Regions from separate parts of the Homo sapiens genome. Here regions 1 and 3 are each linked to region 2. A link is an interaction called in ENCODE POLR2A ChIA-PET data of the cell type or tissue named here. Cell type or tissue: Panc1. All regions are shown on one strand.

What was found. Peaks named below come from ENCODE experiments on the same cell type or tissue, not always from the same donor. Only the 100,000 strongest peaks of a DNase experiment are listed, where the experiment ranks them.
Region 1: POLR2A ChIA-PET joins it to region 2 with 6 read pairs; 2 of 35 experiments call an interaction of 5 or more read pairs at or near these places.
Region 3: POLR2A ChIA-PET joins it to region 2 with 9 read pairs; 2 of 35 experiments call an interaction of 5 or more read pairs at or near these places.

Annotation. Positions count from the first base shown.
Region 1 is chr22:45,365,127-45,373,126 of GRCh38, forward strand. SMC1B (structural maintenance of chromosomes 1B) reads right to left here. Exons shown (of 25, transcript NM_148674.5): 13 at 7,029-7,166; 14 at 6,345-6,461; 15 at 4,828-4,934. Among named protein-coding and RNA genes, the nearest start is that of SMC1B, 44 kb to the right of the region's middle. In Panc1, no CTCF peak of the experiment used is centred here; no DNase peak of the experiment used is centred here.
Region 2 is chr22:45,466,450-45,474,449 of GRCh38, forward strand. No RefSeq gene overlaps it. Among named protein-coding and RNA genes, the nearest start is that of FBLN1, 32 kb to the right of the region's middle. In Panc1, no CTCF peak of the experiment used is centred here; no DNase peak of the experiment used is centred here; H3K27ac peaks cover 528 bases.
Region 3 is chr22:45,289,460-45,297,459 of GRCh38, forward strand. It overlaps UPK3A (uroplakin 3A), which reads left to right. Exons shown (of 6, transcript NM_006953.4): 5 at 3,722-3,854; 6 at 6,101-6,415. The coding sequence ends at 6,260. Among named protein-coding and RNA genes, the nearest start is that of UPK3A, 8.5 kb to the left of the region's middle. RefSeq lists an enhancer at 900-1,433. In Panc1, no CTCF peak of the experiment used is centred here; no DNase peak of the experiment used is centred here.

The sequences.
Region 1 (8,000 bases), 100 kb before region 2:
GCACCCGGCCGGATCTCTTCTCCTTTCTATCCACATTCATTCCGTTGTTGCTCTTGTGTAGTTACATGACTTCAAGTGCCATTTATATACGGACATTCCCAAAATTTATACCTCTAGCCTGGGCCTCGCCTTTGAACTCCTAACTTGTGTATTCAGCTACCCATTCTATACCTCTAACTGGATATCACAGACATCACAAACTCAGTACCTAGAATACACAGTGAATAAGCCACTAGAAGTAACAGAGGATTTAGCAAAGTTACTAGATGTTAGATCAATCTAAAATTTGAGATTAGGCCGAGCATGGTGGCTCACACCTGTAATCCCGGGCACTTTGGAAGGCTGAGGTTGGCAGATCGCTTGATCCCAGGAATTGAAGACCAGCCTGGGCAACATGGCAAAACCCCATCTCTACAAAAAATACAAAAATTAGCTGGGCATGTTGGCACACACCTGTGGTCCCAGCTACTTGGGAGGCTGAGGTAGGAAGATCACTTGAGCCCAGGAGGCAGAGGTAGCAGTGAGCCAAGATTGTGCCACTGCACTCCAGCCTGGGTTGACAGAGTGAGACCCTGAATTAATAAAGATAAAATAAAATTTGAGATTATTTTTCTACACTAGTAGAAACCAACTAGCAAAAGCATCATAAAAACACATACTATTCACAAGAAAAAAATAAACCCTATAATTATCTAGAAATTAATAAGAAAACATAGATCTCTATGGGAAAAAACTCCAAAATTCTAATAAAGGATATAGATGATTAGAATAAATGGAGAGACATTCTATGTTTTTAGATGGGATGACAATATTTTGAAGGTATCAATTCTCCACAAATCTATCAATCCAATGCAATCTCAATTAGAATTCCATTTTGGTTGTTTTTTGGGTTTGTTTGTTTGTTTGTTTGTTTTTGAGACAGAGTCTCCCTCTGTCACCTAGGCTGGAATCTGGTGGAACGATCTTGGCTCACTGCAACTTCTGCCTCCCAGGTTCAAGCAATTCTCTTGCCTCAACCTCCTGAGTAGCTGGGACTACAGGCATGTGCCACCACGCCCAGCTAATTTTTGTATTTTTAGTAGAGATGATGTTTCGCCATGTTGCCCAGGCTGGTCTCAAACTCCTGAGCTCAGGTGATCCGCCTGCCTCGAGCTCCCAGATTGTTAGGATTACAGGTGTCAGCTACCATGTCCAGCCTCCAGTTGGATTTTTGTGAGAACCTCAATAAACATTGTAATAGGCAGAATTATTTAGAAAGCAAGTCTAAATAAGAGGTCCAGGCTAAAGGTACAAATTTTGGGAATGTCAGTATATAAATGTTACTTAAAGTCATATAACTAGACAAGTTCAAAGTTTACCTCAGAAGAAGAAATATGACAAGGTTAAAGAGGGGGCATTTTATGATGATGAATTAATTCATCAAAAAGACAGTGATCCCAAATATGTATGCACCTAATAACAAGGCTTGAAAATACATTAAGTAAAATCTGGCTGGGTGTGGTGGCTCACACCTGTAATCCCAGCACTTTGGGAGGCCGAGGTGCATGGATCACCTGAGGTCAGGAGTTTGAGACTAGCCTGGCCAACGTGGCAAAACTCCAAAAAACTAAGTGCTGGGATTACATGCATAAGCCGCTGCACTCAGCCACAGATAATTCTTAGATTTGCTCTTGAGATAATTTTCTATATCTTGTAGGCATTCTTCATTCCTTTCATTCTTTTTTTCTCTTCTGTCTTTTCCTGTAGCCTATCTTCAGGCTTACTGATTCTTTCCTCTGCTTGATCCATTCTGCTGTTAACAGCCTCTAAGGAATTTTCCAGTTCAGCAAATGTATTTATCAGTTCCAGCATTTCAATCTCTTTGTTAAGCTTCTCCGATAAATTTCTGAGTTGCTTTTCTGTTATTTTGGAGATCACCAAGTTTCCTTAAAACTTCTATTTTAAGTTCTTGATCAGAGAGCTTGCCTACTAGTCTCACTAGGCTCAGTTACTGGCTCCTTGCTTTGTCTGTTTTGGGAGGTCATGGTTCCCCGTTTGCTATTGTTTCTTGTGGATGTACATCTATCTCTTCACATTAAAGGATTATCTCTGTCTGGCTTGTTTTTGTTTTTTTATTTGGTATGTTTGCTTAGAAATTTGCAATATACCTGTTGGGTACCTTTTCTTTTTTCCCCGCTGATAGGCTCACTGCCTGCTTTTTGGCACCAGGTGATGCCTTAAGCTCAGGTTTGCTTCAGCTCCAGCAAACTTTGGAGCGTTGCCTATCTTGCATGGGGGAGATCCTAAAGGGGATATCCTGACAATTTGGGAAGGCTGGCTACAGGCTGGTGCCCAGGGGACCTATGGAACCTACCTCTGTGTGGTGTTGCTGTGTGATGCTGCTGAACAGCCACTCTAATTTGGTGTCTCCTTTGACCAAGTTACACAGCAGAGTTTCCTGGACTGGGGATGCTAGTCCTGCTTCACTGCTTTGTCTGTCGGTCCTCAGGAACTTTTCTCCCTTCAGTGATACTTCCTATGGGCTGAGGCAGGGACAGGCCCCTTGCCAGGGAACCCAAGATGGTGAGGAAGCTGGTTGTCCACCTTGATCTCACTCTTTCCAGGGTAGTAACCACGAGTCAGGGGAAATTTTTCTGCACACTTGGTGCCTGACATATTGGGATAAGGGCACCACAGATGTAAGTCCAATTCTCTTATTGTCTGCAAGATTTTTCACTTCTCTGTGGCTTCAGGAACTGTCTCATTCTTGTTTTTGAATTCTGGGATATTGCTGGTGACAATCTCAGCACTGTATATTTGTTTATGGTTTTCTCTGGGAAGCAGTGAAGCCAGCTTGATTCTATTCTGACATTTTGGTGATGTCACTGCCAAATTTGTATACTTTATTTTTCTTGTCTAACTTTATTGACTAGTATCTCTAGAATAATATTAGATAATAGTGATACTGAGTATCTCTAATTTCTGACATTACTAGGAAGTGAAACCATGAAACCACAATGCTGATTTCTGAGATGTATTTTTTCATATCATAGGTATCTTAACTATTCACATCTTAAGAATATTCAACCAAGAATAAATGCTGAATTTTGTCAAGTGTTTTTTCATCATCCTTAGAGTTGATCATATGATTCTTTCTTAATATGGTGAATTAAACAATAGATTTCCTGATACAGAACCATCCTTATAGTTCTGATATAAAGCCCACTAGATAATGGTACATTATTTTGTTGTTGTACTGCTGATTTGTATTTAACCTTGTTTTACTTGGTTATTTATAGGTGACATTGATTTACAGTTTCTTATTGTATGTATACTTTTTTGAATTTTGGAATCAGTATTATGTTCCTTTCATAAAAAGATGCATTTTTTCCTCTTCTACATTCTGAAATAGTTTTTTTTTTTTTTTTCTGAGACCGAGTCTCGCTCTGTCACCCAGGCTGGAGTGCACTGGCATGATCTCGGCTCACTGCAATTTCTGCCTCCTGGGTTCAAGCAATTCTCTGCCTCAGCCTCCAAAGGAGCTGGGATTACAGGCACCCACCACCACGCCTGGCTAATTTTTGTATTTTTAGTAGTGATGGGGTTTTACCATCTTGGCCAGGCTGGTCTTGAACTCCTGACCTCATGACCCACCTGCCTCGGTCGGCCTCCCAAAGTGTTGGAATTACAGGCGTGAGCCACCACACCTGGGCTGAAACAGTTTTAATATTGAACATCTGTTTAGACATTAAACACTGAAGTTACATGTGCCTTTAAAGTCTGCTGAGATAATTCACCTGTGAAGCTATCTGTACCTGGTGTATTTGGCAATGGGGTGGGTAGGAAGCCTTTTTACTTTCTCTTCCTATTGTAACTGGCCATCTTAGATTTTTCTATCTTGAGATAATTTTTGGTAATATATTATTTCTTGAAAATTACCACTTACTATCTACATATATGAATATTTACAGACAAGCAAATTATTGTCTCATTCTTTTGTTTTTTTTTTTGAGACGGAATCTTGCTCTGTCGCCCAGGCTAAGTGCAGTGGCACGATCTCGGCTCACTGCAAGCTCCACCTCCCAGGTTCATGCCATTCTCCTGCCTCAGCCTTCCGAGTAGCTGGGACTACAGGCGCCTGCCACCATGCCCAGCTAATTTTTTGTATTTTTAGTAGAGACGGGGTTTCACCGTGGTAGCCAGGATGGTCTCTATCTCCTGACCTCATGATCCGCCTGCCTCGGCCTCCCAAAGTGCTGGGATTACAGGCATGAGCCACTGCACCTGGCCTATTGTCTTATTCTTTTAATAACCAGTATACGTGTAATTATGCCCCTATTCTCTTATTTTGTGTATTTATGCTTTCTCTCTTTAAAAAATTATGGAACAAAAAAGTTAGATCTCTTTGTAAGAATATAAATTTTTACTAGCTGTTTCTTTTTTTTTTTTTTTTTTGAGATGGAGTCTCGCTCCATCGTCCAGGCTGGAGTGCAGTGGCGCAATCTCCGCTCACTGCAAGCTCCGCCTCCTGGGTTCACACCATTCTCCTGCCTCAGCCTCCCGAGTAGCTGGGACTACAGGCACCTGCCACCACGCCTGGCTAATTTTTATTGTATTTTTAGTAGAGACGGGGTTTCACCATGTTAGCCAGGATGGTCTCGATCTCCTGACCTCGTGATCCGCCTGCCTTGGCTTCCCAAAGTGCTGGGATTACAAGCGTAAGCCACCGTGCCCGGCCTAGCTGTTTCTTGATGAAATGAAACTCAGGCATAATTCCTCTAAATTATGAAATAATAACTATTTTTATAAATATGTAAGCTCCTTACCAACATCTTTTTATAAAAATACCTTTTTTGATCAATTTCTTGTTGCCGTTTAACATGTTTGTTCTCAAATTCACGAATATTTTCCACGCCAATTTCTTCACAGAAGTGTTGGAAGATATCGTCTTCTACCTTTTAAATTATTTTAAAACAATTGATTTAATAAGCAATTTTAAGAAATATATAATCTTAAATATGTTTTTCCCTCCAAGATTTTCCTGAATTAGGCCAAAAACTAATCCCACCAAGCATTACTGTATTCTGAGAAGCCAGTACTTTTTTTTCCTTTAATTCCATAAATTATGCCATCTACTTTCAAATTTCTTATTCAAAAAAACTAAGAAAGATCATAATTGGCCTTATTAAGTGCTTTGGCTTTATGAATGTTTAGTATAAAACTGGAAGAATTCCTTTTACTTTAGACCCACAAAAATATTACATTCTACATAAATAAAGGAAAGATTCTTTATGTATGAGTAATACAATAGCACCTTTGCCAGTATAGTAACAAGTGGAATGGGGCATAGAATTAAGAATGAAAAAGACTTGGAAAAGCTAGAATGGGGAAATTCAACAAAGTAAAATTTAACCTCAATGTTTTAAAGCTCTCATTTTATGTATAATTATAGGATGAGAAAGAACTATTTTAAGAACAGGACATTTTTAAAAACTTTCAGATTTTAGTTGAATATACATTAAATATGAATGTGGTATGACTGACGCAGTAGTAAGCTACAGTTAGCATGACTAGATAATCCAAGTCATGGAAAGTTACAGTTATAAACATACAGACCCACAATATGCTGTACAGACAATATTTTGACATCATGCTCTGTTCAGGGGCATTGATAACATCCAGAGGATGGTTACCAGAGCTGGTCTTAAATCCATGGTAATGTGAAATGAATAAAGAAACTAGGGATATTTAACCTGGAAAAGAGATAACTAATTAGGAAGTAACGTAAGTGTGGTTCCAAATCGTGGTAAACGTCAGGCCTAAAAGCAATGGGTGGAATTAATCAATGGGTGGTGTAACAAATCACTTTGTAAGGATCAGAGATACCCCACGGTGGAATGGATTAAATCAGAAAGTTTCTATCCCTTTATAAGCAGAATCTAGGTGACCAAATTTTTATTGTCCTAGAGCCAAGTACTGTGCCTGACACAGAATAGGTGTTTTAAAAAAAACTCCTGAGTGAATAAATAACCTTAAAAGATAAGCTGAATGACAGTTCTTTCCCTCATGGTATTAGGGAAGTGGGAGAAAAGAATGAGACTATAATTTTCACAGTGGGCAAGGAGAGGTTGGAGTGCAGAGGAGAGTAGGCACAGGTCATTGTCTCTTGAGGTGAGCAACAGAGGTTCTCAAAAAACACAAGGAAAATTTGGCAAACCAATAAAACTTAGCTTACAACATTGTTGTTTCTGACAGGGCACTGTTACCTATCAACCTTTGCTTTAGCATATATTTAAGAAGCCCTAAATCTAGTATCTGGTCTAGAACTACATATACCATTTAGGAATAAATATAACATTCATGACCTTATCTATCTTTTCTTGAAATTCTTTAATTCTTCGTTGTCGTTCCTTGATTCCTTCACTCAACATAATACATTGAGACTCAATATTTAGTAGTTCACTTTGTAACTGAGATTGTTCCTAATAACAAAAGAGAAAAATTTTTTTAACATGGCTGTTTTAGCTTTATATAGTGAAGCCAAAAATGTGATAGGTATCTTTTGGAATAAAAGAAGAATCTATGAGATAAGATGAATTCACCTGGATAAAAGGTTAAATACCACATAAATAATTAAGGGACTATAATATAATCTCAATCATGGGATAAAGTATCTAAAAATTGGCCAGGCATGGTGGCTGTAATCTTTGTGAAGCCAAGGTGGGCATATCACCTGAAGTCAGGAGTCTGAGACCAGCCTGGCCAACATGGTGAAACCGCATGTCTACTAAAAAAATACAAAAATTACATGCCTGTAATCCCAGCTACTCGGGAGGCTGAGGCAGGAGGATCACTTGAACCTGGGAGATGGAGGTTGCAGCGAACAGAAATAAAGCCACTGCACTCCAGCCTGGGTGACAGAGTGAGAGACTCTGTCTCAGGAAAAAAAAAAAAGTATCTGAAAATTACATGGAGCTATATAAATGTAATTCCTGAAATTCTATGTTCTGGGTCAAATGCCTATCATATTTTATGTAAGTCTATATTACCTGGTAAAAAGCAACAAGGTGCTTCTTCTTAATCATCTCTAGTTCATTTTGTGAATATTTGAGTCGTGTTTGAGTTCCCTGTATCAGGGTCTGTATTTGTTTCAAATCTGTTTCTTTGCGGAGTGTCTTCATTAAACCCTAAAAGGAAAGAAAAACATGAGAATATTTTATGATAGAAAAGCACTTTCACTTTTCAAAGTGCTTTCATATGTAATAATTCACTGATTTTTACATACCACCACACCTGCACCTTACCTCCCTTTCCTCTGATAAGAGACTGGGCAATTAAGTACATTAGTGATCTGGAGTAACCAAAATGCCATACAGCTTCCTCAAAAAAACTAACAGTGCTTAATAGGAAAGAATTGGGAATGGAAAATGAAGAGGGGTGTGTATATTCCATCCAACGCACATTAATGACATAAATAGGATCATGTAATTGCCTTGTTTTTAGTGCATCTTTCTGTTTTGGCTTGCCTCTCTCACTCCCTTCTTCTTTCACTCACCTTATTACTCAACCAAATTAACTCCCTCAGACACTCCCTCCCATTGACTCCAGGTCTTTTTTTTTTTTTTGAGACAGAGTCTTGCTCTGTCGCCCAGACTGGAGTGCAGTGGCACAATCTTGGCTCACTGCAAGCTCCGCCTCCCAGGTTCACGCCATTCTCCTGCCTCAGCCTCCTGAGTAGCTGGGACTACAGGCACCCGCCAGCAGGCCCAGCTAATTTTTTGTATTATTAGTAGAGACGGGGGTTTCATCGTGTTAGCCAGGATCATCTCGATCTCCTGATCTTGTGATCCACCCACCTCAGCCTCCCACAGTGCTGGGATTACAGGCGTGAGCCACCGCACCCGGCTGACTCCAGGTCTTCAGATAAACTCTTTCAACCAACTGCCAAGCAGAAACTCTGAATCTACCTATAACTTGGAAGTGCTTTCTCCAACCCCCAGCTCCCAGTTCTTCTGCCTTTC
Region 2 (8,000 bases):
AGAGATCATGAGGGTATGCTCTCTAATCACATAGAATCCAACAAGAAATTAATAGCAAAAAGATAACAGGAAAACCTCCACATACTTAGAAACTCAACAACACACTTCTAGACAATCTATGGGTCAAACAGGAAGTCTCAAGGGAAGTAAGAAAAACACATTAAATTGAATACAAATGAAAATACAACATATTAAAATTTGTGAGACACAGCTAAAGCAATATCATGAGGGAAATTTATAGCAATAAATGCACATATTAGAAAAAAAAGCCTCCAGCCTGGGCAACATAGTGAGACCCCATCTCTATTTTAAATTGTATCTGTATAATTTAAAAAGAAAAAGAGGCCAGGCATGGTGGCTTACGCCTGTAATCCCAGCACTCTGGGAGGCTGAGGTGGGCGGATCACCTGAGGTCAAGAGTTCAAGACCAGCCTGGACAACATGGTGAAACCCTGTCTCTACTAAAAATACAGAACTGACAACTCAGCTGTTTCCTGCATTCCTTGAGCATGTTCACTGTCAGTCTATGTGGACCGCCTTGACCAGGTTCAAGAGTTCCTTTTCATTCCAGTTTATTGAGACTTTTTCTTTTTTGAGTCGGAGTTTTGCTCTTGTTGCCCAGGCTGGTGTGCAATAGTGCAATCTCAGCTCACTGCAACCTCCACCTCCTGGATTCAAGCGATTCTCCAGCCTCAGCCTCCCGAGTAGCTGGGATGACAGCCACCCGCCATTAACCCTGGCTAATTTTTGGGTTTTGTTTTGTTTTGTTTTGTTTTTTGATACTAAGTCTCAATCTTGTCACCCAGGCTGAAGGGCAATGGTACGATCTTGGCTCACTGCAACATCTGCCTCCCGGATTCAAGCAATTCTCCTGCCTCAGCCTCCCGAGTAGCTGGGATTACAGGTGCCTGCCAGCATGCCTGGCTAATTTTTGTATTTTTAGTAGAGATGGGGTTTCACCATGTTAGCCAGGCTGGTCTTGAATTTCTGACCTCAGGCAATCCACTCGCCTTGGTCTCCCAAAGTGATGGGATTACAGGAGTGAGCCAACATGCCAGCCTGTATTTTTAGTAGAAATGGGGTCTCACTGCATTTTCCAGGCTGGTCTTGAACTCCTGACCTCAGGTGATCCACTGGCCTCGGCCTCCCAAAGTGCTGGGATTACAGGCGTGAGCCACCGCACCTGGCCTATGGAGACCTTTTAAGCATCAATGATTGTTGAATTTTGTCAAGTGTTTTTTCTGCTGTATTAGTTCATTTTCCCACTGCCATAAAGAACTTACCTGAGAGTGGGTAAATTGTAAAGGAAAGAGGTTTAATTGACTCACAGTTCAGCCTGGCTGGGGAGGCCTCCGGAAGCTTAACACTATGGAGGAAGGTGACAGGGAAGCAAGTACTTTCTTCACAAGCCATCAGGAGAGAGGAGGATGAAGGACGAGCTTCCAAACACTTAAAAAACCATCAGATCTCGTGAAAACTCCCTCATTATCACGAGAACAGCACGAGGGAAACCGGCCCCATGATCCATTCACCTTCCTCCCTCCACATGTGGGAATTACAGGTCCCTCCCTCAACATGTAGGGATTACGATTGGAGATGAGATTTGAGTGGGAGCATAGAGCCAAACCATATCATCTGCATATATTGAAATGATTACATGATTTATGGCAACGTGGTGACTTACACTGATTGATTTTCAAGTGTTAAACCAACCTTGAATTTCTGTGATCAGTCTGACTTGGTCATGATGGATTGTCCTTTTTGTATATTTCTGGATTTGATTTGATCATATCACATTAAGGATTTCTGTGAGTGAAAGGAAAATAAATCTTGGGACCCCCAAATCACTAAACTAAAGGAAAAAGTCAAGCTGGGAACTGCTTAGGACAAAGCTGCCTCCCATTCCATTCAAAGTCATCCCTCTGAGGCTCACCTGAGACAAATGCCTATCTGATTGCTTCCTCTTCCCTATCGTTTATGTAAAAATGCAGATTCACTGAACGGGACTAAATTGTGTATTCAGTGGAAGACTGGTCAAGGACTCAAAAGAATGCAACCTTTTGTCTCTTGTCTACCTTTAACCTGGAAGCCCCCACTTCGAGTTGTCCCACCTTACAGGACCGAACCAATGTACATCATACGCAGGAAGCTCAGAAAGCTTAAAATAATGGCAGAAGGTGAAGGGGAGCAGGCACGTCACATGGCAAAAGCAGAAAGGTGAGAGAGAAAGAGAGAGAGAAGAAGGGGAGGTGCCACACACTTTTAAATGACCAGATGTTGTATAAACTCGGGGTTAGAACTCACTTATCAGCAAGGGGATAGCCCAAGCCATTCATGAGAAATTGGCCGCCATGATCCAAACACCTCCCACCAGGCCCCACCTCCAACATTGGGGATTACAATTCAACATGAGATACGGGTGGGGACAAATATCCCAACTGTATCAGCAAGGATATTTCTATATTTTGGAAATCTTTCCATTCGAAATTGACAAAACGAACAAAGGCTTGTCACTGGAAGTGGTAAGCTTCAGTATTGCGGGGGGGGTTGGGGAGGGCAATTGCTCACGGGGAACTGGCATTTTCCAGATTCGTTCCAACTCACTTGATCAATGAGTCATTACTGTGTGGTGTTTTTAAAAAGCAGTTGAAATATTCTATTGCTGCAGCAGAGAAGGATCCAGGCAGCCCAGCTCCAGGTTTTGAGTCTCGGTGGTGACTTCAGCGTTTAGAAACAATTGTTTTTGGTTCAGTTCTAAAGCATTATGAATTCTGTTTAACTATGAACAAATTTTTACTTGACCCTCTAAAGTAGATCTCCTATCTTTATGATCTGTTTCATTTTCCATTAAAGTTTTAAAAACATATTTCAAATATCCCCTGGCATCAAAATGAAGTTATAAGACCTCAGAATCACCAACAAACGCTCTCTTTCTAGAATGCGAATGTGTGGGGAAGTTTTATTAAAGTGATTTTCATGTGCAAAAAGAGATTAGGCACGAATAAAGCCTGCCATAAAAAGCACACACGTTCTCTGGGGAATGTCTCAGTTTTGATTTCAGGGTTCAGTCTCGGTGAGATAATGATAGTCTTTAACATATGCATATTTCTTTTCTTTTTTAGTTTGGGCTTGTTTTTTGTTTGTTTGGCCTATGTCCCCATTGTGACTCTAACTTGCCAAAACTTAAACCTGAAAAACTGGCATTAGAAATTAGGCATAACATTACGAAATTACACATACCTCCAAATTTTTTCATGCCTTTTGGATAGTCTCAATTCCAATGTTGTTTTATGCCAATAATGAACATGTGCTGAGATGCAGTGCGGGTTGTTAAAAGTGCTTGCCAAACATACTTCTAAAGCTAACCCCGTTAGGGGAAGAAAAAAAACATCACATTACAGCACATTGGCTCAAAAGCAATGTACCCAAAGGTTGGCCCTCAAATGTTTCTCATTAAGAATCTTCCCTCCCCAAGGGCAGGCCTGGACTTGTTTGTTCCTTAATTTTCAGCCTTTAGCTCAGTGCCCAGCAGTGTGAGGTGGTTAATTGCTGCCAACCAGACAGGTTATTTGAAAATATTTGCCTTTAAGAGGTGTGTTAAATGAACAGTCCCCAGAAGTAAGATCCACGCCTCAGGGCAAAGGATGTTGTACTGCTTTTCACTTCCAAAGTGGACTTTCAAACTGAGATGTCGCTCTGAAATCCAAGAAGCTGCTTGGCCTGGAGGGAAAGGTTTCTGAGAGGGGCAGAAGAGAGTGCTGGCACCGCTGTGTTCCTGGGTAGGGCTGTGCCATGCCATGCTCCACACTCTCCTTTATTTTTATTTTTTTATTTCTTTTTGTTTGAGATGGAGTCTTGCTCTGTCACCCAGGGTGGAGTGCAATGTCACGATCTCGGCTCACTGCAACCTCTGCCTCCTGGGTTCAAGCAATTCTCCTGCCTCAGCCTCCTGAGTAGCTGGAATTACACGCACTCACCCCCACGCCTGGCTAATTTTTGTATTTTTAGTAGAGATGGGTTTTTACCATGTTGGCCAGGCTGGTCTCAAATTCCTGACCTTAAGTGATCTGCCCCCCTCAGCCTCCCAAAGTGCAGGGATTAAAGGCATGAGCTATCACGCCCGGCCCACACTCCTCCTTTAGGATAGTAGGGCCTGCACCCGGGTGGGGTGAGGGCTGGTGCAGACAGGACCCACTGGTGGCTTCTATCTGGAATAAGCTTCTTTTTTTTTTCTTTTTTTAAATTTTTTAATTTTTTTTATTATTATTATACTTCAAGTTTTAGGGTACATGTGCACAATGTGCAGGTTAGTTACATATGTATACATGTGCCATGCTGGTGTGCTGCACCCATTAACTCGTCATTTAGCATTAGGTATATCTCCTAATGCTATCCCTCCCCCCTCCCCCCTCCCCGCTGGAATAAGCTTCTTCATCCCTAAGTCATTCTCACTTGTTCTTCAAAACTCTGGTGAGAAGCTCCCACTCTGCGGAGACTACTTTGAGGCCCAGTCTGGGTTACCTGTCTCCTCTCCTGCGCTCTCCGGGTCCTCCCCGTGTCTGCCTGTCACAAGCTAAGCCCAAGGTATTGCCATCCTGTTTCCCTCCTGGCCTGTCAGCTCCTTTGGGAGGGGACCACGTGTGGCGCATCTTTGTGTCTCTGTGACCAGCAAAGGATGCTCCTACGTTCCCCACTAGCCCCCCCTCTGCCCACCCCAATTCATCAACGTTCTTTTGAAGGTGCTTTGTCCTCGCCCGCCCACCGCCACCCCCAGCTGCTTTTTCCTTGTGCTTGCTTTCCAGCACTTTGACTGTGCTGTCCCTAGAATGTGGTTTTCTGTATGTTTATCCTGCTGGGGCTAAGTAGAGCTGCTTTATTCTGTGGATTGTCATCTTTTATTATTTTCTGGAAATTCTTGGCCATAATCTGTTCCTTTCTCTGCTCCCGTTCCTCTCTCTCTCTCCTTTTATTCTGGGACTATGCTTACTTGAAGGGGTGATACGGTTTGGCTCTGTGTCCCCACCCAAATCTCATGTGGAATTGTAATCCCCACGTGTTGAAGGAGGAGCCTGGTGGGAGGTGATTGGATTATAGGGGTGGATTTCCCCCTTGCTGTTCTCGTGATAGGGAGTGAGTTCTCACAAGATCTGATGGTTTAAAAGTGTGGCACTTGGCCAGGCACGGTGGCTCACACCTGTAATCCCAGCACTTTGGGAGGCAGCGGGTGGATCACCTGAGGTCAGGAGTTCGAGACCACACCCTGGCCAACATGGTGAAACCCAGTCTCTACTAAAAATACAAAAAGTAGCCAGGCGAGGTGGCATGTGCCTATAATCCCAGCTACTTGGGAGGCTGAGGCAGGAGAATTGCTTGAACCTGAGAGGCGGAGGCTGCAGTGAACTGAGATTGTGCCACTGCGCTCCAGCCTGGGTGGCAAAGGGACACTCTGTCTCAAAAAAAAAATGTGTGGCACTCTGCCCATCTCCACAGCTCCTACTCTGCCATGGTAAGACGTGCCAGCTTCCCCTTCTCCTTCCACCATGAGTGTAAGTTTCTTCAGGCCTCCCGGTCATGCTTCCTGTTAAGTCTGCAGAACTGTGAGTCAACTCAACCTCTTTTCTTCATAAAATACCCAGTCTCAGGCAGTACTATTTTATTTTAATTTATTTATTTATTAATTTTTGAGACAGGGTCTCACTCTGTTGTCCAGGCTGGAGTGCAGTGGCGCAATCTCAGCTCACTGCAACCTCCACCTCCTGGGTTCCAGTGATTCTCAGGCCTCAGCCTCCCAAGTAGCTGGAATTACATCATGGAATTAGCCACCATGCCCGGCTAATCTTTGTATTTTTTTGTAGAGACGGGGTTTCACCATGTTGGCCAGGTTGGTCTCAAACTCCTGACTTCAATTGATCCACCCGCCTCAGCCTCCCAAAGTGCTGGGATTACAGGCATAAGCCACCATGCCTGGTCCCCTTAAGTTCTTAATTGTTTAGTTCTAGAATTTTAATTTCATTCTTTTTCTTCAAAGATGCCAATTTCTCATTGAAAAATATAACTTTTATTATTTTATCTGTATTTCTTCTATTTGACACATTAATCATTATTACTTTTATTGACTTTTTGTTTATTTATTTGTAGAGACAATGTCTCACTCTGTCCCCCACGCTTGAGTGCAGTGACAGGATCATGACTCACTGCAGCCTCAAACTCCTGGGCTCAAGGGATTCTCCCACCTCAGCCTCCCTAGTAGCTGGGACCATAGGCACAAACCACCATGTCCAGCTAATTAAAAAAATTTTTTGTGGAGATGGGGTCTTGCCCAGAGTAGTCTCAAACTCCTGCGCTCAAGTGATCCTCCCACCTTGGCCTCCGTAAGTGCTGGGATTAGAGGCGTGAGCCATCGTGTTCAGCCTCATTATTATTTTAAAGTCCTTGTCTACTAACTTTAATATCTGCATCTGACTCTTTTCATGTCTAGTGATTTTAATGAGGTGCTGAACATTGTATATAAGAAGGAAGAAGGCTCTAGGTGATGTCATTCGCTCCAGAGATGGGTCCTCTTCACCTCCTAAAAATATTCATGCTTAAGTGAAAAAAGCTGTATACAAACTAGCCCTATTGGATAACCAGTATGAAGGGGCTTTTCACCTCATTCTAATCAGAAACTGAGCAGTAAAGGGGCGGGGCCATAGTTCTCATCATACTCAACCTATGTCCAGGGTGTCCTTGTTTCCAGACCATGCCTTCATAGTCTCTCTCTCTTTTTTTTTTTTTTTTGAGATAGAATCTCACCTTGTTACCCAGGCTGAAGTGCAATGGCACCATCTTGGCTCACTGCAGCCTCCGCCTCCCAGGTTCAAGCTATTCTCGTGCCTCAGCCTCCTGAGCAACTGGGATTACAGTTGCACACCACCACGCCCAGCTAATTTTTATATTTTTGGTAGAAACGGGGTTTCACCATGTTGGCCAGGCTGGCCTCGAACTCCTCACCTCAGGTGATCGGCTTGTCTCGGCCTCCCAAAGTGCTGGGATTACAGGCTTGAGCCACCATGCCCGGCCCATAGTCTCTTTATTGAGAACCCCCTGGGCCTTTGTCTCCTCAGCCCTAAAAGATGACAAGACAGCAGCTCTGTCCATCAGAGGTTCCAGCCTAGCTCTCCCCGTTCTTCCCAAGTAGCCTTAAAATCTGGCAAGTGTCTGGGGAGGAGACATTGGCAGTGTGTTTGAGACAGGTCTCCTCCCAGGGCTGATCTTTTGTTCCCTAAGCACAATTCTGCCCTTTAGAAAAAGTTTCCTCCCCACTCCCCAGCTTCCGGCACCAGAACCCAGCAAATGTACCTCCAGGGAGAACAGGCCAGATTCCCACAAGTGTCCTTAGCACACTCTCCCATGTGACCACTGAAATATCTGCTGCTTCCCCCACCCTGCAAAGGCTTTCTGCCTTGAGAAGCCCAATCCTCAGCCCTCAGGAAAAATAAAAAACAAAACAAAACAAAAAAAAAACAGCTGGAGACCCACCGCTCACCTCAGGGCCTCCCAGCACTAGAGTCTTATCTAACCTAAGCCGCATTGCCTCCACAGCTCTTTGATGTCTTTCAAAGTATGTTTTTTGCTATTTATTCAGCTTTTTCTAATTGTGGCAGTGGGAACTTTGGCCTGTGATGATCTACTAAGTGTTCCGATTTAAAAAGTAGAAAAAGAATGTCTCTTAATAGCTTATCCACATACTTGCTTTTTTAAAAAAAAATCACGCTTAAGTGAAAGCACTAAAAGCACAATTGCACGGACACTAGGATTGCAGCTGCAGAAAGCCTCCATGCAAGCAAACCAGAGCTAGAGGGAAACGTGGACAAACGAAGCCTGCTGGGCCGGGCGAGGTGGCTCACACCTGTTATCCCAGCTATCTGGGAGGCTGAGGCAGGAGAATCACTTGAACCCTGGAGGCAGAGGTTGCAGTGAGCGGATGCTGCACTGCAGCCTGGGAGACAGCGAGACTCCAT
Region 3 (8,000 bases), 180 kb before region 2:
CCCAGCTACTCGGGAGGCTAAGGCGGGAGAATAGCGTGAACCCGGGAGGTGGAGCTTGCAGTGAGCCAAGATGACACCACTGCATTCCAGCCTGGGCGACAGAGTGAGACTCCGTCTCAAAAAAAAAAAAAAAAGAAAAAAAAAATTAGCTGGGCGTGGTGGCACGTGCCTGTAATCCCAGCTACTTGGGAGGCTGAGGGAGGAGAATCGCTTGAACTGGGGAGTCAGAGGTTGCAGTGAGCCGAGATCACGCCACAGCACTCCAGCCTGGTGACAGAGTGAGACTCTGTCTCAAAAAAAAAAAAAAAGTCGTTGAACCTGGAACTTCCTCCTTCCTCCTTTCCATCCTTGAGGGCCAGGTGTGGGAACAGATCAAGGTGCAGGCCTTGGTGGCATTTGGGCTGGGGATGGGTGTAAGCGGATCAAAGCCGGCCCATTCCTCCGTCTCTCCAGCCCTTACAGTGGGTTGGCCTCAAAGGCACGCGGAGCTGACCCGGCATTTACGTCCTAACCAGCCCCTTTGCTAAATCCTCATAGCAGCAAGCACCCTATGGCCAGGTAAGATGTTTCCAAGGCCTAAAACCAAGATGGCAAAGGCAGCAAGGAACCGCTCTCCTTCCCTGCACACCTACTCCTTAGCACCTGGGCGGCTTTCCTGAGGTGGAACGCCAGGGTGCTGCGCTGTTCCTTGCTCAGCAGAGACCCAAAGTTCATATACAGAGTCGAGTCTGCTGAATGACAGGGGCCACGCCAGGGTCTTTGATGGTAATTTTGGGCAAATGATATCCTAACTTAAGACCTCCTCCCGCCACACCTTGGCCCCCAAGACGAGGCTGTCTGGCAGGATGAGTGTCAGGGTCCTGTGCATTTCACCTGCAGAGCCTCCTGTTGAGCCCATGTGCACCCCCAGGGGCGTGGGGGGCTCTGAAAGGTTGCCTGAAGTCACACGCGAGTGGGTGGTAGAAAGCCTTGTGTGTGAGTATGTGAGTGCCCGTGCCTGTTGTGGTATGTCTATGTGTGTGTGTTTGTGTTGCGTGTGGCGTGTGGTAACTGTATAATGTAGTTTACGGTGTTGCGTATGTGTGTGAGTGGTGTGTGAGTGTGAGAATGTGTGTGGTATGTGGTGTGTGGAGAGTATGTGAGGAGTGTGGTGTGGATGAGTGTGACAGTGTGTGGTGTATATCAGGGGTCCCCAACCCCTGGGCCATGGACCAGTACCAGTCCATGGCCTGTTAGGAACGGGACCGCGCAGCAGGAGGTGAGCAGTGGGCGAGTGAAACTTCATCTGCATTTGCAGCCGCTCCCTGTAGCTCGCATTACTGCCTGAGCTCCGCCTCCTGTCAGATCAGCAGTGGCATTAGAGTGTCACGGGAGCGCGAACCCTGTTGTGAACTGCGCATGCCAGGGATTAGGTTGCATGCTCCTCACGAGAATCTCATGCCCGATGATGTGTCACTGTCTCCCATCACCCCAGATGGGACCGTCTACTTGCAGGAAAACAAGCTCAGGGCTCCCACTGATTCTACATGATGATGAGTTGTACAATCATTTTATTATATATGGCAAAGTAATAATATAGAAATAAGGTGCACAATAACTGCATATAAGGTGCTTGAATCATCCCGAAACCACCCCCAGCCCACTCCCGTCTGCAGAAAACCTGTCTTCCACAAAACCGATCCCTGGTGCCAAAAAGGCTGGGGACTGCTGGTATATGTGGTGTGTGGTGGGGTTGTGTGTGTGAATATGAGGGTGTGTGTGGTTAGTGTGAGAGTATGTGTGGTGTGTGAGTGTGAGAGTGTGTGTGGTGTGGGTGGTGTATGTGGTGTGTGGTGGGGGTGTGTGTGAATGAGGGTGTGTGTGGTGTGTGTGGTTAGCGTGAGAGTATGTCTGGTGTGTGTGAGAGTGGTGTGGGTGGTGTATGTGTGTGTGGTGTGTGGGTGGTGTGAGAGTGTGTATTGTATGTGTGTGGTGTGTGTGGTGTGAGAGTGTGGCAGGTGTGTGTGTGAGTTTGAGTTGTGTGATGTGTGTGGTGTGTGAGTGTGAGAGTGTGTGTGTGAGTTGGAATGTGTGTTGTGTGGTGTGTTAGAGTGTGGCAGTGTGTGTGCGTGTGTAAGAGTTTGAGTTGGTGTGTGGTGTCTGAGTGTGACTGTGTGTGTGTGGGAGTTGGTATGTGTAGTGTGTGGTGTGTGAGAGTGTGGCAGTGTGTGTGAGTTGGTATGTGTGGTGTCTGGTGTGTGAGAGTGGCAGTGTGTGTGAGTTGGTATGCGTGGTGTGTGTAACTGTGTGTGTGTGAGTTGGTATGCGTGGTGTGTGGTGTGTGAGAGTGTGGCAATGTGTGTGTGTGTAAGAGTTTGAGTTGGTGTGTGGTGTCTGAGTGTGACTGTGTATGTGAGTTGGTATGTGTGGTGTGTGAGAGTGTGGCAGGGCGTGTGAGTTGGTATGTGTGGTGTGTGGTGTGTGAGAGTGTGGCAGTGTGTGTCAGTTGGTATGTGTGGTGTGTGGTGTGTGAGAATGGCAGTGTGTGTGGCTGGGGTGGCTCCTCCCATCCTCACTCCCTACCGCCCCTCCCGTGGCATTCCCACGCAGTGTGGTTTCACCGAAACAGCCTTGGAACCCTTGGGACTAAGAGTCCTGAGCCCAAGCCCCGCCTCTGCCCCTCACTGCGGTGTGAGCCGTTATGGACCTCGGTTTCCTCATCTGAGAAGAGGGAAGAAGAATTCTTGATGGGCCTCTGCAGCAGGGTTCCTTTGGGGAACCCAGGCAGAAGCACAAGGCCCAGTTTTTTTGGGGGAGGACCGTGGGGCCCATCTGGGGGACAGCATGCACCTCAGGACCAGGCTGGCCCAGCTTGAGCCTGGATTCTGCATGTCCTTGGCTGGGGACTCAGGCTCCCTGAGCGCAGTGAGTGATCTGCAGAATGGGGTCTCCAGGGGACCTACCTGGAACAGTAGCTGCAAGTGGCTGGCTGCAGTAGGACCTATACATCATCTGTTCACAGCGTTCCAAAGGGTGAGGCCATCCCCAGAAGAGTGACAGCCACCGTCCACCTGGCCCCGTCAGACCAGGGCCCTTTGCCTCATCTTTACTTGTAATCCATATCTCAGCCATCTCACCAGAAGACTTGAGTCAGTTTATGATTTAAAATTATGCAAAGCCGGGGCACTCTGGTGGTGGCTCACACCTATAATCCCAACACATTGGGAGGCTGAGGTGGGAGGATTGCTTGAGCCCAAGAGCTCAAGACCAGACTGGGCAACATGGTGAAACCCCATCTCTACAAAAAAAAGTACAACAAATTAGCTGGGCATGGTGGCGTGCACCTGTAGTCCCGGCTGCTTGGGAGGCTGGGGTGGGAGGATGGCTTGAGCCTGGGAGTTTGAGGCTGCAGTGAGCCAGGATGGCGCCACTGCACTCATGGCTGGGTGACAGAGCAAGACTCTGTCTCAAAAACAATAACGTAAAATAATGCAAAAAAAAAAAAAGAGAAGAAAGAGTTAAAAGAGGAAGTGGCCAGAAACACACAAAAGAAAGTTGGAAAGTGGAATGTGGGGGAAAATAAGGTAATTGTGCCTAAAACCTGAGAGAAGTCGCCCCACTGGGTCCCAGGGTCATCCCTGGATCCCCGGCAGCCAGGGCGGGGGAGACACCCGCCGCCTCCTGGGAGAAGGGTGAGGGTGGTGCGGTGTCTGGGAAGTAACCGGGCTGCATCCCACCACAGTCACCCCATACTCGACGATCGACACGTGGCCAGGCCGGCGGAGCGGAGGCATGATCGTCATCACTTCCATCCTGGGCTCCCTGCCCTTCTTTCTACTTGTGGGTTTTGCTGGCGCCATTGCCCTCAGCCTCGTGTAAGTACCTGCCTGCTGGGAGGGCTGGACCCCAGGGACATGCCAGACACATTTGGCTCACAGGGACTCAGCAGTGGGGTCCTCCGAGGCAGGGGACAGCCCGGAAGGCAAGGAAGCTACCCTCTGCCCCGCGGGTGGGGTCTGGTGAAGAGGGAGCAGAGTCCTGGGATTTCAAAGCGGGAGGATCATCAAAGTCAAGTTGCTCAGCTGGGAAGGGTGGGACTCAGCACCTGGGCTTGTGGGCAGACAGCCGATTCAGATCTTAGCTCTGACACTGAAGAGTTATGCAACCTTAGGTATGGCTTGCTATCCTTCTGTTCTTCAGTTTCCCCATCTGGAAAATGGAAATAATAAATATTAGTCATCTCACGGAGTTGTGAAGGTTAAGTGGAATAATCTCTATAGAGTCTCTAGAGCAGTGCCTGGGAACTCAACAAGCATTTGCTTTCGTTGTCATTATAATACACCTACTTGCAGTACAGAGGGGGAAACTGAGGCCCAGAGGGGGTCAGAGTGGCCCAAGGCGACACAACCTGGGACCAGAACCCAGAGTTGGGGGCCTAGAACCTGGGACTCGGGACTCCACTGACACCTCTGATTTGTGTCGCCTTTGGATGAGGACTTGAGGTCTCCCGAGGGGTGTACCAGGTTTAGCAGGGCTGTGGGTGGGAAAGACAGGTGAACCCACAGTCCACTAGCCCCTGGGAAGACCAGGCAGGGGACAAACCAAGGTGCCGTGGGAATCCAGAGGAGGGCCGGGGGGGTGCTGCCTGGAGCATCAGGGTGGCCTTCCTGGAGGAAGGGTCAGTGTGAGCAAACTCTCATCAGCAGAGTGTTCCTCAGTGAGAGGCAGGGAGGCAGGGAGGCCCAGGGGACTTTGAAGACTGAGAGAGGTCCCAGTGTGGGTAAGGGTGGAGCAGATAGGAAAGTTTCTTGGAGTAGGTATAGTTAAGTGGATCCATGGAAAGCAGCCAGGCAGGAAAAGATAGGTGGGGCGGGTGGAGATCGAGTGAGGAAGGAGGCTGAGAACTTGTGAATCAGGTTGGTGGGCTGTGGGCTCACCTGTCTTCCGCACCCCCATCCCTGCTAACCCTGGTACACCCCCCCCGGGAGACCTCGAGTCCTCATCCAAAGCTGACACAAATCAGAGGTGTCAGTGGAGTCCCGAGTCCCGGGTTGTAGGCCCCCAACTCTGGGTTCTGGTCCCAGGCTGTGTCACCTTTACCATTTAATGACAAATGACTCTGACATTTAAGTGAACAAAAACAAAATAGATGATATCAGCCTCCCAGAAACTCTGCCTGGCTGCACCCGGGAGCAGTCAGAACACAGCAATGTCCCTCCTTCCTTTTGGACAGTGCCCTAATCTGGCACTGAAGACCCTGCTATCTGAAATTAGCCCCAGTTTTTCCATGTATCCCTCTTGCTATCCCCACTTTGTTCCGGCTCCAGCTGCACTAAACTGCGATCTGTACCATCGCTCCAGATACTCCTCAGCCCTTCCTGCCTCACACCCACCATGTGCTGACTGACCCCACACTTGGATGCCTTTCTCTTCCCCTACGCTCCTTTTTTTTTTTTTTTTTGAGACGGAGTTTTGCTCTTGTTGCCCAGCCATCTCGGCTCACTGCAACCTCCGCCTCCCAGGTTCAAGCGATACTCCTGCCTCAGCCTCCTGAGTAGCTGGGATTACAGGCGACCATCACCATGCCCAGCTAATTTTTTTGTATTTTTAGTAGAGACAAGATTTCACCATGTTGGCCAGGCTGGTCTCGAACTCCTCACCTCAGGTGATCCACCTGCCTTGGCCTCCCAAAGTGCTGGGATTACAGATGTGAGCCACTGCACCCAGCCCACACACCTTCTTTAGGGCCACGTGAGCTGCCGCCTCCTCCAGGAAGCCTTCCTGCAGCTCCCACCTGCGCTTGTCCATGCTGCGTGGTCATTGTTGCAGTCAGTCTGCCCCTGCAACCTTAGCTCTTTGGGAACATGGGACAATGGCCTCAAATTGTCCAGCTCCCAATAAGACCTATAAGTTGTTCACATCATTCCAAAAGGTGGACCTCTTCCTTATTCCCAGGGCCTGGCACAGGGTCAGTGCTCCAGAAAGATGGATTGATTGAATTCATGTCTACGAAGACGATATCTGTGAAAGCTATGTCTGAGTATGAAGGTCCCCAAGCAGCTAAAGGCATTTGGGTTTGCTCTGGTCCCCTAATCCTGGGTCTTTCCATCCCCTTGGACAGGGACATGGGGAGTTCTGATGGGGAAACGACTCACGACTCCCAAATCACTCAGGAGGCTGTTCCCAAGTCGCTGGGGGCCTCGGAGTCTTCCTACACGTCCGTGAACCGGGGGCCGCCACTGGACAGGGCTGAGGTGTATTCCAGCAAGCTCCAAGACTGAGCCCAGCACCACCCCTGGGCAGCAGCATCCTCCTCTCTGGCCTTGCCCCAGGCCCTGCAGCGGTGGTTGTCACACCCTGACTTCAGGGAAGGTGAAACAGGGCTTGTCCCTCCAACTGCAGGAAAACCCTTAATAAAATCTTCTGATGAGTTCTAGTTCAGTAACTACTTACAGAATGAATGAGTGAGAAGGTGAATGAATGAATCAATGCCAAACTGAGGGCTTGAATTGTTTCTCTACAGGGTAGGTGGGAGCAGGGGGGCTAATTTTCAGTCAAGGCTACGGCATGTGAATTGCCAGGCAGTGGCACATGCCTGTAGTGCCAGGGACTCAGGAGGCCGAAGTGAGAGGGTCGCTTGAGGCCAGGAAGGCAGGGCTGCAATGAGCTATGATCGTGCCATTGCACTCCAGCCTGGGCAACACAGCAAGATACTGTCTCAAAAAACAAACAGGCTGGGCGCGGTGGCTCATGCCTGTAATCCCAGCACTTTGGGAGCCTGAGGTGGGCAGATCACCTGAGATCAGGAGTATAAGACCAGCCTGACCAACATGGTGAAACCCTGTCTCTACTAAAAATACAAAATTAGCCGGGCGTGGTGGCGCATGCCTGTAATCCCAGCTACTTGGGAAGCTGAGGCAGGAGAATGTCTTGAACCCGGGAGGCAGAGTTTGCAGTGAGCTGAGATCGTGCCATTGCCCTCCAGCCTGGGTGACAAGAACAAAACTCTGCCTCAAAAAACAAACAAACAAACAAACAAACAAAAAACAAGTTGGTTGACCCTCCCTTACCCTCTAAGCCCCTAGTCTCGGTCTTCTCATCTGTAACATGGGCTGGTGGAAATGGTGAATTTCTGAGGCCATGCATACCTGGCTAGCAAAAGAGAAGAGCTGCCCAGCCCCCCTGCTCCAGGCCTCAGTACACTCCCACTCCAGCAGGAAGACCAGAGGATGGTGAATGAGGCACAGCGACAGAAGCTATCACTTCCGGGCTGAGGCTGCCGGATGCCTGGGAGGGGGCATCAGGTCAGCCTGGGGGGTGAAGGGGCTGTCCCAGTCTAGGGTCTCCATTCAAAAGCTTCAACTCTCTCTTCTGAGCCAGGCAGAAAGACTGCTTCCCCATTGGGCGTGCAAGACAAAATCACAGTCCGTCTTCCTGTTGCTGAAGGAAGATGTGGTTTGTCAGAGCAGGGTTGGTTACAGAGTGGATGCTACCCAAGCGCTACAAATACAACAGCCCAGGCAGGCTGGCGGGTGCCCCAGGTGGACCAGATACTTACCCCAGGGCCACTGTTAAGCAATGAATGTTTGTGTCCCTCGACATTCATGGGTTGAAATCCTAACACTGGCTGTGATGGCATCTGGAGGTGGGACTTTTGGAAGGAGATGAGGCATGAGGGTGGAGCCCTCTTTCCACTTGTGAGGATACAGTGAGAAGGCTGCAGCGTGTGACACAGAAGGCGGCCCTCATCAGAACCCCACCACGCGGGCACCCCGATCCTAGGTGTCCAGCTTCCAGACCTGTGAGAGAGAAATTTCTGTTGTTTACAAACCACCCAGTCTGCAGTGTTTTTTTTTTTGAGATGGAGTCTCGCTCTGTCGATGAGGCTGGAGTGCAATGGCACAATCTTGGCTCACAGCAACCTCCACCTCCAGGGTTCAAGTGATTCTCCTGCCTCAGCCTCCCGAGTAGCTGGTACTACAGGCGTGCGCCACCATGCCTGGCTAATTTTTTGTATTTTT